2 separate regions of the Homo sapiens genome follow, and region 1 is linked to region 2. A link is a contact called in ENCODE Hi-C data. All regions are on one chromosome and are shown on one strand. The core of a region is the stretch at or near the end of the contact, and the rest is flanking DNA. Distances in the headings are between cores, read along the strand shown. Region 1 holds the start of ZFP1 (ZFP1 zinc finger protein). Region 2 overlaps LOC105371348 (a long non-coding RNA gene).

Region 1 (5,943 bases), core at 1,620-4,119, 620 kb before region 2:
AAGAGGTAGCTGGATGGTCAGAGAGGAATTTGGCCAGGGACAGCAGAACTCCAGGGGACGATTATCTTCCCACGCCATCCCCTTTCCAGCTCCCCATCCTGCTGAGAGCCACCTCCCTCACTCAATAAAACCTCTGCATTTACCATTCTTCAAGTCCATGTGACCTGATCCTTTCTGGATGCTGGACAAGGACCTGGGTATTAAGAGGGCAGGGTGTAAAAGGCTGTCACCCTCACTCTCCACTGAGCTGGTTAACGCTTAGCTGTCCATGGATGGCAACTGCTAGAAGAGCATTAATTGTAACACACCCCTAGATGCTACCATGGGGCCAGAGCCCAAAGGTGCTCACCCTGGCCCTGGCACCCACTTGCCTCTGTGCTCCCCCTCCCATAAGGGGTTTTAGCACAGTGGCTGAGTAAGCTAGCCACGACAAGTCCCGCGAAGGGGTCCAGGGAACTCTCCTGTCTCATTAACATACTGTTACCACACAATCCAGCAACCATGCTAATTTTTTTTTTTTTTTTTGGAGACGGGGTCTCGCTCTGTCGCCCAGGCTGGAGTTCATTGGTGCAATCTCGGCTCACTGCAAGCTCCGCCTCCCAGGTTCACGCCATTCTCCTGGCTCAGCCTCCCAAGTAGCCGAGGCTACAGGTGCCCGCCACCACGCCCGGCTAATTTTTATTTTTGTATTTTTATTAGAGACAGGGTTTCGCTGTGTTAGCCAGGATGGTCTCGATCTCCTGACCTCGTGATCCGCCCGCCTCGGCCTCCCAAAGTGCTGGGATTACAGGCGTGAGCCACTGCACCCGGCCGCAACCATACGATTTACCCAAATGAACTGGAAACTTATATCCTCACAAAACCTGAACACAGATGTTTAGAGCAGCTTTATTCATAGTTGCCAAAACTTAGAAGCAACCAATGTATCTTCAGTAGGTGAATGGATTTAAAACACTGGTACATGCAGACAGTAGAATATTATGCAGCACTAAAACGAACTGAGGCTGGGCACAGTGGCTCATCCCTATAATCCCCGCACTTTGGGAGGCCAAGGCAGGAGGATTTCTTGATCCCAGGAGTTTGAGACGAGCCTGGGCAACATGGCAAAATGCCATCTCTACAAAAAATACAAAAAATTACCCAGGCATGGCTGTGTATGCCTGTAGTTTTAGCTACTTGGGAGGCTGAACTGGGAGGGTCACTTGAGCCCAGGAAGTGGAGGCTGCAGTGAGCCATGATCGCACCACTGCACTCCAACCTGGGTGACAGAGTGAGACCCTGTGTCAAAAAAAAAAAAAAAAAAAAAAAGCCAGGGTAACTTGAGGGAAACATGAGGGAAACTTAAATGTATATTACTAAATGAAAGAAGCCAATCTGAAAAAGCAACATATGTATGATTCCACCTATATGACAACCTGCAAAAGGCAAAACTATGGAGACAGTAAAAATATCAGAGATTTCCAGGGGTTGTGGGATGGATGAATAAATGGAGCACAGATGATTTTTTGGGGGGCAGTGAAACTATTCTGTACGATACTGTAATGGTTACAGGCATTTGTCAAGACCCATAGAATGTACAACATCAAGTGAACACTAATGTAAGCTATGGACTTTGGGTGCCAATGATTTTGTTTTTTAATTTATACTTTTTGAGACAGGGTCACCCAAGCTGGAGTGCAGTGGCACAATCTTGGCTCACTGAAACCTCAGCCTCCCAGGCTCAAGTGATCCTCCCACCTCAGCCTCCCGAGTAGCTGGGACTACAGGTGCGTGCCACCATGCCCGGCTAATTTTTGTATTTTTTTTTTTTTTTTAAGAGATGAGGTTTCACCATTTTGGCCAGGCTGGTTTCAAATTCCTCGGCTCAAGCAATCTGCTTGCCTCAGGCTCCCAAAGTGCTAGGATTACAGGTGTGAGCCACTGAGCCTGGCCAGGTGCTGATATTTAACTGTAGGTTCACCAATTGTAACAAATACACTGTTCTGGTGTGGGATATCAACTTTGGGGAGGTTGTGTGTGCTGGGGGGACATGGGTTATATGGGAATTCAATGTATTTTCTGCTCAAATTTTGCTGTGAACCTAAAACTGTTCTAAAGGATGAAAGGAACTGAGGGTGAAGGGAAATGGGAAGATGGTGGTCAAGGGGTACAAAGTCTCAGTTATGCAAGATGAGTAGTTCTGGGGAGATGCACAGCTATGTGACGATAGTTGACAATATTGTGTACTTGAAATTTGCTAAGAAGATAGATCTTAAGTGTTCTCATCAGACAAATAACTATGTGAGGTGATGCACATGTTAATTAGCTTGATTATGGTGAATATTTCACAAATGTAGATATCAAGTTGTACATCTTAAATATATAGATCTCAACAAATATATATACCTCAACAAAGTGGCCTGGGAAAAAAGGGAAAAAAGCTAGTTGCAGCACATGATACCTTTATGGCCAGTTTTGTAACAACAACAAAAAAATCAAAGTGCGAACTTAATGTTATACGCAGTTAATCTTTAGAAAGTGAGATTATGGATACTTTATTTTGTACATATATTCTAATTAAATACAGTTATAGATTATTTGTGTAATGTTTAAAAGCCAAGTTGTTGTATTTAAGGGGGAGGTGGTGAATTGTAGTTCACGACCCACTCTGGGAAAAAAGAAAACAGTGCAGGCTAAGGAGATTATTTTGGTCGGCTCATCAGACCGCCTAACAAGGCGAAGACTTTCCTGAGAGTCCCTAAAGCCGCGGCCCCGGAGGCTTGTGGGAAATGTAGTCCCGAACGTGGATGGTCCACCCCTCCGAGGACCCTGGGAACGGCCCGCGCCCCTGTTTCTGCGCATGTGCAGTGCTGCGAGCGCGCCGGTGGCCGCCCTTCCCCCACCACCAGCGGCGAGTGGGTGACAGAGCCCCCGTCTCCGCGCGTCTTCGCCGCCCTGCGCCGTGACCCGCTGTGGCACTGGGCCACGAGTGGAGGCTGCGCCCCTCCAGGTACGAGAGGGGCTTCCAGGTAGCTCCGCGCGGCCTGGGGCCGAGGGGAAGGAGATGAGGGATGGGCTCGTGCCCGCGCAGGGTGGGAGCCCAAACTTCGGCTACTCGTAGGCGGCAGTGACCCTCAGGGCGGCGTCCGGGGTTGCCCGGCGCTCGCCTCTGAACGGGGCCGGCGGGGCACGCCTGGCCGAACGTGCGGGGGCGGGGACGGCGGAGGGAAGGGCGGCTATGAGGCTTCGCCTTCTTCTCTTTGTCAGGAGATGCGCCTCAGACGGGCGGCGAAGGGCTCGGGCCGCGCGGGAGCGAGTTCTGGAGCCCCGGCGGGCGCGCGCGCGCGGGACGAGGCCCCGCCGGGGCGTGGTGGGGGCGTGGCCTGACACACCTGGCCACGCCCCGATGCCCGGTGCCTCGTGGGTGGAGGAAGGACTGGAGCCTGGTCAGTTGCCGGTGGTGAAGGAGAACCGTGATCCCTTTGTCAGAGGGTCTTCAGTGAGGTGTTCCCCTGATCCTCGCATCCACCCCGTGACTTCCAGCGTTATCATCTCCGTCGCTATCCCAGGAACACGGGAGGTTCAGAAGGGGAAAGTGATTTCCCTAAGGTCTCACAACCCGGTGGTACTTTATGTGAGCAGCAGATATTTTTTCATTTATCTTTTGATTTTACTCGCTGGTAGATTTTGCCATGTATACGTTTTGACGTTTTAAATTTCTCTCGGGTGGAATTTACTGTTCTTTCCGTTTGGGGCACCCAAAATTCTTCACTACTTTGAAATACGAAAGTTTTCCCATGATTCTGGTGCAGTCACGCTCTGCGTAACAGTGTTTCTGTCAACGAGGGACCTCATGTAAAATGGTGGTCCTATGTGATTGTAATACTATATTTTTGTATTGTACCGTTTCTTTTCTTTACTTTCTTTTTTTTTTTTTTTTTTTTGAGACGGAGTCTCGCTCTGTCGTCCAGGCTGGAGTGCAGTGGCTTGATCTCGGCTCACTGCAACCTCCGCCTCCTGGGTTAAAGTAGTGCTCTGCCTCAGCCTCCCGAGTAGCTGGGATTACAGGCGTGAGCCACCGCGTCCGGCCAGACACAATTTATTGATGTAACTGTTCCTCTAAATACTACTTTAACTACATCACTCAAATTTTTATATCTTGTATTTTCTTTTCTGTTGTTGTTGTTTTTGAGACTGAGTCTCACTCTGTCACCCAGGCTGGAGTGCAGTGGCACTCAGCTCACTGAAACCTCTGCCTCCCGGGTTCAAGCAGTCCTCCTGGCTGGGATTACAGGCACCCGCCACTACACCTGGCTGATTTTTGTATTTTTAGTAGAGACGGGGTTTCACCATGTTGGCCCGGCTGCTCTAGAACTCTTGACCTCAAGTGATTCTCCCGCCTTGGCTTCCCAAAGTGCTGGGATTACAGGCATGAACCACTGCACCCAGCCTTTTTATTGTGTTTTCATTACCATTCAATTCAAATTTTTTTAACTTCCCTTGTGACTTCATTTTTTACCCTTATTTATTTAGATTGTATTGCATAATTTCCAAGTTTTTGGAGATTTTCCAGATCTTTTTTTTTTTTTTTTTGAGACAGAGTCTCGCTCTGTTGCCCAGTCTGGAGTGCAGTAGCGAGATCTCGGCTCACTGCAAGCTCCGCCTACCAGGTTCACACCATTCTCCTGCCTCAGCCTCCAGAGTAGCTGGGACTACAGGCGCCCGCCACTACACCTGGCTAATTTTTTTATTTTTTTTTGTATTTTTAGTAGAGACGGGGTTTCACCGTGTTAGCCAGGATGGTCTCTATCTCCTGACCTGGTGATCCACCTGCCTCGGCCTTGCAAAGTGCTGGGATCACAGGCGTGAGCCATCGCACCCGGCCCAGATCTTTTTATATTATTGATTTATAGTTTAATTCTGATTTGGTCAGAATACTGTGTTACGAATTTCAATTATTTTAAATTTGTTGTGGTTTGTTTTTGTATTGTATTTTTGTTTCATTTTGTTTTAGTAGACTCCTGGTCTCAAGTGATCCGCTGACCTTGGCCTCCCAAAGTGCTTTACAGGCGTGAGCCACTGCACCAGGCCTGTTGTAGTTTGTTTTAAGGTCGAGGATATGATGATCTCTCTGGGTAACTGTTTCGTGTGTATTTGAATAAATATTGTGCTGTTGATCGTAGAATCTTCCTTGATTGATTGATTGATTGAGACAGGGTCTGTCTCTGTTGCCCAAGCTGGAGTGCAGTGGTTCAGTCACAGCTGTCTGCAACCTCAAACCTTTTGCCTCAGCCTCCCGAGTAGCTAGGACTGCAGGTGTGCGCCCTAATCCTTTTGCCTCAGCCTCCGGAGTAGCTAGGACTCAAGGTGTGAGCCACCACACTCAGCTAATTTTCTGTATTTTTTGTAGAGACGAGGTTTTGCCATGTTGCCCAGGCTGGTCTCAAACCCCTGGGCTCAAGCAGTCCACCCACCTTTGCCTCCCAAAGTGCTGGGTTTACAGGCATGAGCTACTGTGCCTGACCCTCTTTTTCCATTCTTTTATCTTTTTTTTTTTTAATTTCCTGACTCCTACAACTGATCATCCTTTTACTTTGAATGTAGCTATGTTTTTATATTTTAAACAAACTGCTTATAGACAGCACATGGTTTGGTCTTACTTTTTTTATATAATTTGACCTCTGTTATTTAATTGGTGTGTTTATGCCAATTATTGATATAGTTGTGTTAAAGTCTACCATCTTGCTGGTTTTTTTCTGTTTTTCTTATTTGGTCTTTGTTTCTGTTTACCTTTTTTTCTGTCTACTTTTGTCTTAAGTGGGTCTTTTTTATAATTACATTTTATCTCCACTGTTGTCTTATTGTATATTTGTAAAAATTTAACAGAGTTTTTGGTTGTTACCCTAAAGTTTAGTGGAACTTTAAAGATATCATACTGTTTTATGTCAATATACTTGGAACATT
Region 2 (6,376 bases), core at 182-2,681:
TTCTGTAATTTTACTTGAAGAGAAGAATGTCAAGAAAAGACATTAGTAATTAATAAATGCTGGTGGATGATCCCTCTAGCGTAAAACTGGAACATGGCACTGTTTTGTTATTGGTGCTATTAAATCTGAATTATCACTTTAAAAACATATATGAAAAGCAGATATCAGGATTCAATTACTGCTTATTTCATGGAGAACCCGGGAAGAATAAACATATAAATGTGTTTTTAAATTTCTGTTTAATGCATATCACTGTTTCATGTGATAATGTGTGGATTCACATGCCCCAGCTTAGAAAGAAAAACAAACTCATCCAATCGTGCTTCTTGCTGTGTTCATTTGCACACTAGAGAATGATGACTTCTCTTTGTTAGAGCCACAAGTATATGTAAATTGAAGAGAATACATTTGTGACTGGATTATTTACAACCAATACATTGCTAGGTGATAAGCAATTCCACTGGGAGATCCATTGACTGTTGCTACCGAGTGGATTTCACAGAATGGCGACTGCAGACAAATGACCTGTTTCCTCCCTGGTTGCTGGGATCCAGCATTCTGCCTAGAAACAAACCAGTTTCCATTGTTTGGGGTTAACCCTATTTACTAGTAATGATAATATTATCCCTCATAACATTAAAGGTTTAACTATTGGTAGGCTTTTCATTTAACTGTATTTCAAGAAAGGGATATGCAATTTAAAGAAGTTTATTTTGAAATAGTTTCAAACTTAGAGAAAAATCACAAGGACTGCACTAATAACTCCTCCCACCCCCTTTGAAGGAATAATGATAATTATATAATAATGTGTTTTTAATTACTGGCAGGTATTTTATTTGGAGGCATTTCTGTGATTGGAACAGGAGTTGAGACGATGTCAAATGTATGATAACAAAGTAAATCCCTCAAATTGTCTCACAGTGAAAACGTTAACAACAATAACACTACTCTTAAATTCCTTCTTGTTTTCAATAGAAAGGGCCAGTAAGTGAAAGGGCCTTTACATTTTTGTTTTGGAACAGCTCTGCAATTTCATTTTGATTTCATATTTCTAGTAATAAAGCCTCTTCTGACTCCACATTCTTATTTCTGGGCAGACATTTTATTCTTCAGAATTGTAGTGATGGACAAGAAGCTAAATTGGAATGACTACTGTATCAATGATTAATTTGATAATTATAACAATGTCCAAACATTTAGAAATTACAGTATTTCATCAGATGTATTTTTAAAGAGGCACCTCTGTGAGAAGAACAGGTAGGCAGGCCAGCTTTCCCCTGGCTTATCACCCCTTTCCCTGGATTGTAGAGCATCCTTCACTCGGTCCCCTGTGAGAGGCCAGCAGGTTACTCTGCTCTCTGTGGGGTTTTTGTTTTTACCAGACTCTGCAATAACAGGCCCAGGTTTTGCAGCTCTGATGACTTTCTTTTTGGTGATGAAGCCACAGGGTATTAGCACCTCCTCGTGGCCATACATGTAATCTGACACTGTCCCTTGTAATAGTGATGATAATGACAGTGTTAGTGCCAAGCCACTTTAAAATGCTTTTAGTTCCTGGCAGATGTTTTATTTAGAGCGATTTCTCTGAACGTAAATGCCAGTTATGGAGGTTTTATATATTTTAATTAAGTAAATATAAGGTATTATTTTAGTAAAGGAAGTAATAAATCAATATCTCCGACAACTTTAGAGCACTACTTCACAGGATGTATTTTTTCAGATATATTTTTGTAAAGAAGACAAAGAATGAAGATGGTTTTGACTTAAAAAAACTTTTATTTTAGGCTCGGGGCACATGTGCAGGCTTGTTATATAGGTAAACTGCGTGTCATGGGGGTTTGGGGTACAGATTATTTCATCACCCAAGTAATAAGCATAATATCCGATGGGTAGTGTTTTGATCCTCTCCTTCCTTCCACCCTCCACCCTCAAGTAGGCCCATGTGTCTGTTGTTCCCCACTTTGTGCCCATGTGTTCTCCTTGGTTAATTCTCACTTGTAAGTGAGAACATGTGGCATTTGGTTTTCTGTTCCTGTATTAGTTTGTTTAGGATGATGGCCTCCAGCTCCATCCTTGTTGCTGCAAAGGATGTGATCTTGTTCTTTTTTATGAATGTGTGGTATCCCATGGTGTATATGTACCACATTTTCTTTATCCAGTGTACTGTTGATTGGCATTTAGGTTGATTCCATGTCTTTGCTATTGCGAATAGTGTTGCGATAAACATACGTGTGCATGTGTCTTTATGGTAGAATGATTTCTATTTCTTTGGGTATGTACTCAATAATGGGGTTGTTGGGTCAATTGGTAATTCTCTTTTAAATTCCTTGGGGAATCACCACATTGCTTTGCACAATGGCTGAATTAATTTACATTCCCACCAGCAGTGTATCAGCATTCCCCTTTCTCTGCAACCTTGCCAGCATCTGTTATTTTTTGACTTTTTATTAAAAGCCCTTTCAACTGGTGTGAGATGGTATCTCATTGTGGTTTTGATTGCCATTTCTCTAATGATTAGTGATGTGGAGCATTTTTTCATATGCTTGTTGGCTGCAGTAAGTCCTCTTTTGAAAAGTGTCTGTTTATGTTCATTGCCCACTTTTTAATGGGGTATTTTTCTTGTAAATTTGTTTAAGTTCCTTATAGATGCTGGATATTAGACCTTTGTCGGATGCATAGTTTGCAAATATTTTTTCCCATTTTGTAGGCTGGGTTTTGACATATTTTTAACTGACTAAATTCCTAGTGGTTACTATGATAATGTGACAATAATAAACTCTACCATGATATATTTTTTTATACTATTTTATTTGAGGAGGTTTACACATAATCCAGTCACTTGATTAGCCTGTTTAATTTAGATATACTTCATAGCTCTGCCAAAGAGGAGTTACCTTTCTGTAGTGTGTGAATGAGCACAGCATGAGAGATGCTGGATGATAGTCCTTGAGTTAGATATTAAAACATACAAGATTATTTTTTTATGTGCCTCGAACATGTGAATCCACAACTTTCACTTGAATCATTGAGGTAGGTTTGTCACACAGGTTAAGAAGCACATTTATATTTTCTTCCACTTCCTTGGTGCTCTATGAAATGAGCTGTAATATAATCTAAAATCAGCTTTTGGTATTATAATATTGTTTGAAATTTGATAATTCAGGTCTAGTTAACACTGATAAAATAGTTCCATGTTCCAATTTTATGCTAGAAGGATCATTTTCTGGCATCTAGTAATTACTAATGTGTTTTTCAGGGTCATTCTTTTTAAGTAAAATTAAAGAGGTAGAGCACAAAAACTGGAAAATAGAAGGAAGTTGTGCCCTCCTGGAGGAAGAAAAAAGCTCTCAGTTCCCCAAAATCTGTGGCAAAATCAGTTTCATGAGGACCCATTGTATATCCATGAAGACCTTTTTATGTAGGAGAGGCAGCCCACTGTGTACACATGTCTCCTGGTGAATCCAATGTGCATAGTTTCAGCTGACTTTGTTCCATCAAGTATGATTTAAACATTTATTTTCAGAGTGAGAGCCAAAGTCATTTTGCTCCAGATTGAAGTATAGTACTTTTTCAGTTCCATAAATGTTTCATATGAAATATTTTTTAGGATAAAAATTTCTATTTTATGTGAGTTTAACTTGCTCTTCAGAATAGTCTCAAATGTGCTATAGGATAGTGGCACATGGATGTAGGGGTCACTGCTCAGTCTTTCCTACTCCTTTGTCCTCTCTAAGTTGGCATCTGGTACTGAAGGACTTTCAGCATTTCCGAGCTCTGAGCGCCATAGGGCTGATATTTAAGAAGCTTTTGGGACTCAGTTTGTTGATGTGGAGTGGGAGAAGTAGCAGTGAGTGGAGGAGAGTGGAGGAGAACGGAGGAAAGTGACATCTATTCTTAATGGAGGGGAGGGTCAGGTCAGACATCAGGAGATACCAGGGAGGGAGTAGCCCTAAGGGGAATTGTTTTGGGTTCCCCAGCTGCCTGGATACTGGCTCTTCCCTCTCTTCTACTCCTTTCCCAGTCAGGTTCACTGTGATTGAATTTTTTTCGGACAGGTTTTAGTTTTATTTCTCTTTTACCCTAGACCCAGATTTGAGAGCTGGCACTATCATGACCCTGGCAGATTGTTTTTCTATTCTCCTTTTTATTGAAGCGTCCAACTATTAAGTTTGAATAGTCTCTTCCTTTAATTCGGTGTATTTTTGCTTCATGCATTTTGGGGCTGTGTTGTTAGGTACATACACTTTAATTATTTTTATATCTTCTTGATTAACTGACACTTTTATAATTATAAAATATCCTTCTTTGCCCTAATAATAATTTTTATCTTAAAATATTTTGTCAATTTTGCCTGGCATTAATATAGCTACTCCAGCTCTTCTGGTTATTGCTGGTGTATCTTTTCCATCCTTTTATGTTCCATTTATTTGTGTCTTTAAATCTTAAGTGTCTATTGTAAATAGCATATAATTGTGCTGTGTTTAAAAAAATCCATTCTCCAAATCTCTTCCTTCTAGTTTGACAGTTTGATCCACTTACTTTAATATAATTACTGATAAGATAGAATTATTTTTTGCTATTGTGCTATTTGTTTTCTATATGTATTATGTCCATTGTATTCCTCAATTCCTTGATTCTTGAATGCTTTTGTGTTAAATAGATATTTTATAGTGTAACATTTTAATTACCTTTCATTTCTCTTAAAATATATAATTTTAGTTATTTTATTAGTGGTTGCCCATGGTATTATAATTAATATTTTAAAGTTTTAAAGAGACAGTGTCTTGCTCTGTCAATGAGGCTGGAGTGCAGTGGCAGGATCATGGCTCATTGCAACCTCAGGCTCCTGGGCTCAGTGATCTTCCCACTTCTGCTGCAAGTAGATGGGACTATAGGCATACGCCACCATGGCTAGCTAATTTTCAAAAATTTTTGTAGAGACGAGGTCTCCCTGTGTTGCCCAGGCTGGTCTCAAACTCCTTGCCTCAAGTGACCCTCCTGCCTCGGCCTCCCAAAGTGCTGGGATTACAGGGATGAGCCACCATGCCCAGCCCAATATTTTAATTTATAACAATCTAGTCAATATAATACCAACTTAATTTTAGTAGTATACAAAAGTTTGCTCCAATGTAACTCTGTTTTCTTCCTTTTCTTTTTACAATTTATTCTTATATATGTTTTTAAGAGATGGGGTCTTGCTGTATTGCCCAGGCTGGTCTTGAATTCCTGGGCTCAAGTGATCCTCCTGCTTCAGTCTCCCAAAGTGCTGAGATTACAGGCATGAGCTACCATGCCCAGCCTACCTGCCTTCTTTATGCTGTTATTTTTACAAATTAGATCTTTATTGCTTGTGTACCCATCAACATAGACTTATAATTACTGGTTTATGTAGTTGTCTTTTAAATCAGATAGAAGAAAAGAAAATAACTATAAACAAAAATCATTTATGCTGTCTTTTATATTTAACCATATAGTTAACATTTACCAGTACTCTTTATTTCTTCATTTGGGTTTGAATTACTGCCAAATAACTTTCATCTAGGCCTAAAAGAACTCCTTTAGTATTTCTTGCAGGACAGCTGTGCTAGCAATGAATTCTCTTGGTTTTTTAAAAAAAATCTGGAGATGTCTTAATTTCCCCTTCAATTTTGGAGTATAGTATTGCTCTATATAGACTCCTTGATTGACAGTCTTTTACTTTCACTGCTTTGAATATGTCATCCTATTGTCTTATGTTCTCTTTTCCTTGATTTCTAATGGGAAACAGCTATTAATATTACTGAGAAGCCATTGTATATGAATCATGTCTTACTTGCTGATACCAAGTTTTTTCATCTTCATTCTTTAAGAGGTTGATTATGTTGTATTGAGGTATGAATCTTTTTAGTTTATTACACTTGAAGTTCATGTGTGCAAACCAATATTTTTCAACAAATTTGGGAAGTTTACAAGCATTATTTCTTCAAATATTGGTTCTTGACATTTCTCTCCTCTCCTTCTGGGTCTCCCATTACATATATATTGGTACTTTCAGTAATTTCCCACAGGTCTCTGAAACTCTGTTCATTTTTCTTTGTTCTTTTTCTTTTCTGTTCCTCAGACTGGATAATTTCAATTGACCAATTTTGAAATTTGTTGATTTTTTATGTCTTTTCATATCTGTTACTGAGAACCTGTAGTGAATTTTTCTTTTCTGTTATTAAGCTTTTCAATTTTATAACTTTTATTTTAAAGTTGAATTTTATAATTTCCATCTCTTTATTGATGTTTTCTGTTTGGTTAGACATTGTTCTCATACTTCTTTAGGCACACTCTCCTTTTGGTCTTTGGGCATATTTAGACTAAATGATTTAAAGTCTTTTCTAGTAAGTCCAAT

Evidence for each region. Hi-C counts contacts between places; a loop is a spot of excess contacts on that map. Pooled maps may share reads with other maps.
Region 1: a map of B cell shows a loop between it and region 2 (6-fold over the local background). The contact joins the promoter of ZFP1 here to the enhancer-like site in region 2. A Hi-C loop is called at or near these places in 1 of 168 maps with a recorded cell type or tissue (B cell), 2 of 37 single-sample maps with no recorded cell type and 5 of 50 pooled maps.

What each region holds. Positions count from the first base shown.
Region 1 is chr16:75,145,655-75,151,597 of GRCh38, forward strand. ZFP1 (ZFP1 zinc finger protein) reads left to right here and starts at 2,870. Exons shown (of 4, transcript NM_153688.4): 1 at 2,870-2,989. RefSeq lists an enhancer at 2,681-2,730 and a silencer at 3,091-3,460.
Region 2 is chr16:75,762,905-75,769,280 of GRCh38, forward strand. All of the region lies in intron 2 of LOC105371348 (a long non-coding RNA gene), which reads left to right. Among named protein-coding and RNA genes, the nearest start is that of CPHXL, 40 kb to the left of the region's middle. RefSeq lists an enhancer at 1,263-1,322. Within about 2 kb of position 1,432, at least 3 of the 41 ENCODE cell types and tissues checked have a DNase peak (open chromatin) inside an H3K27ac peak, as active enhancers do.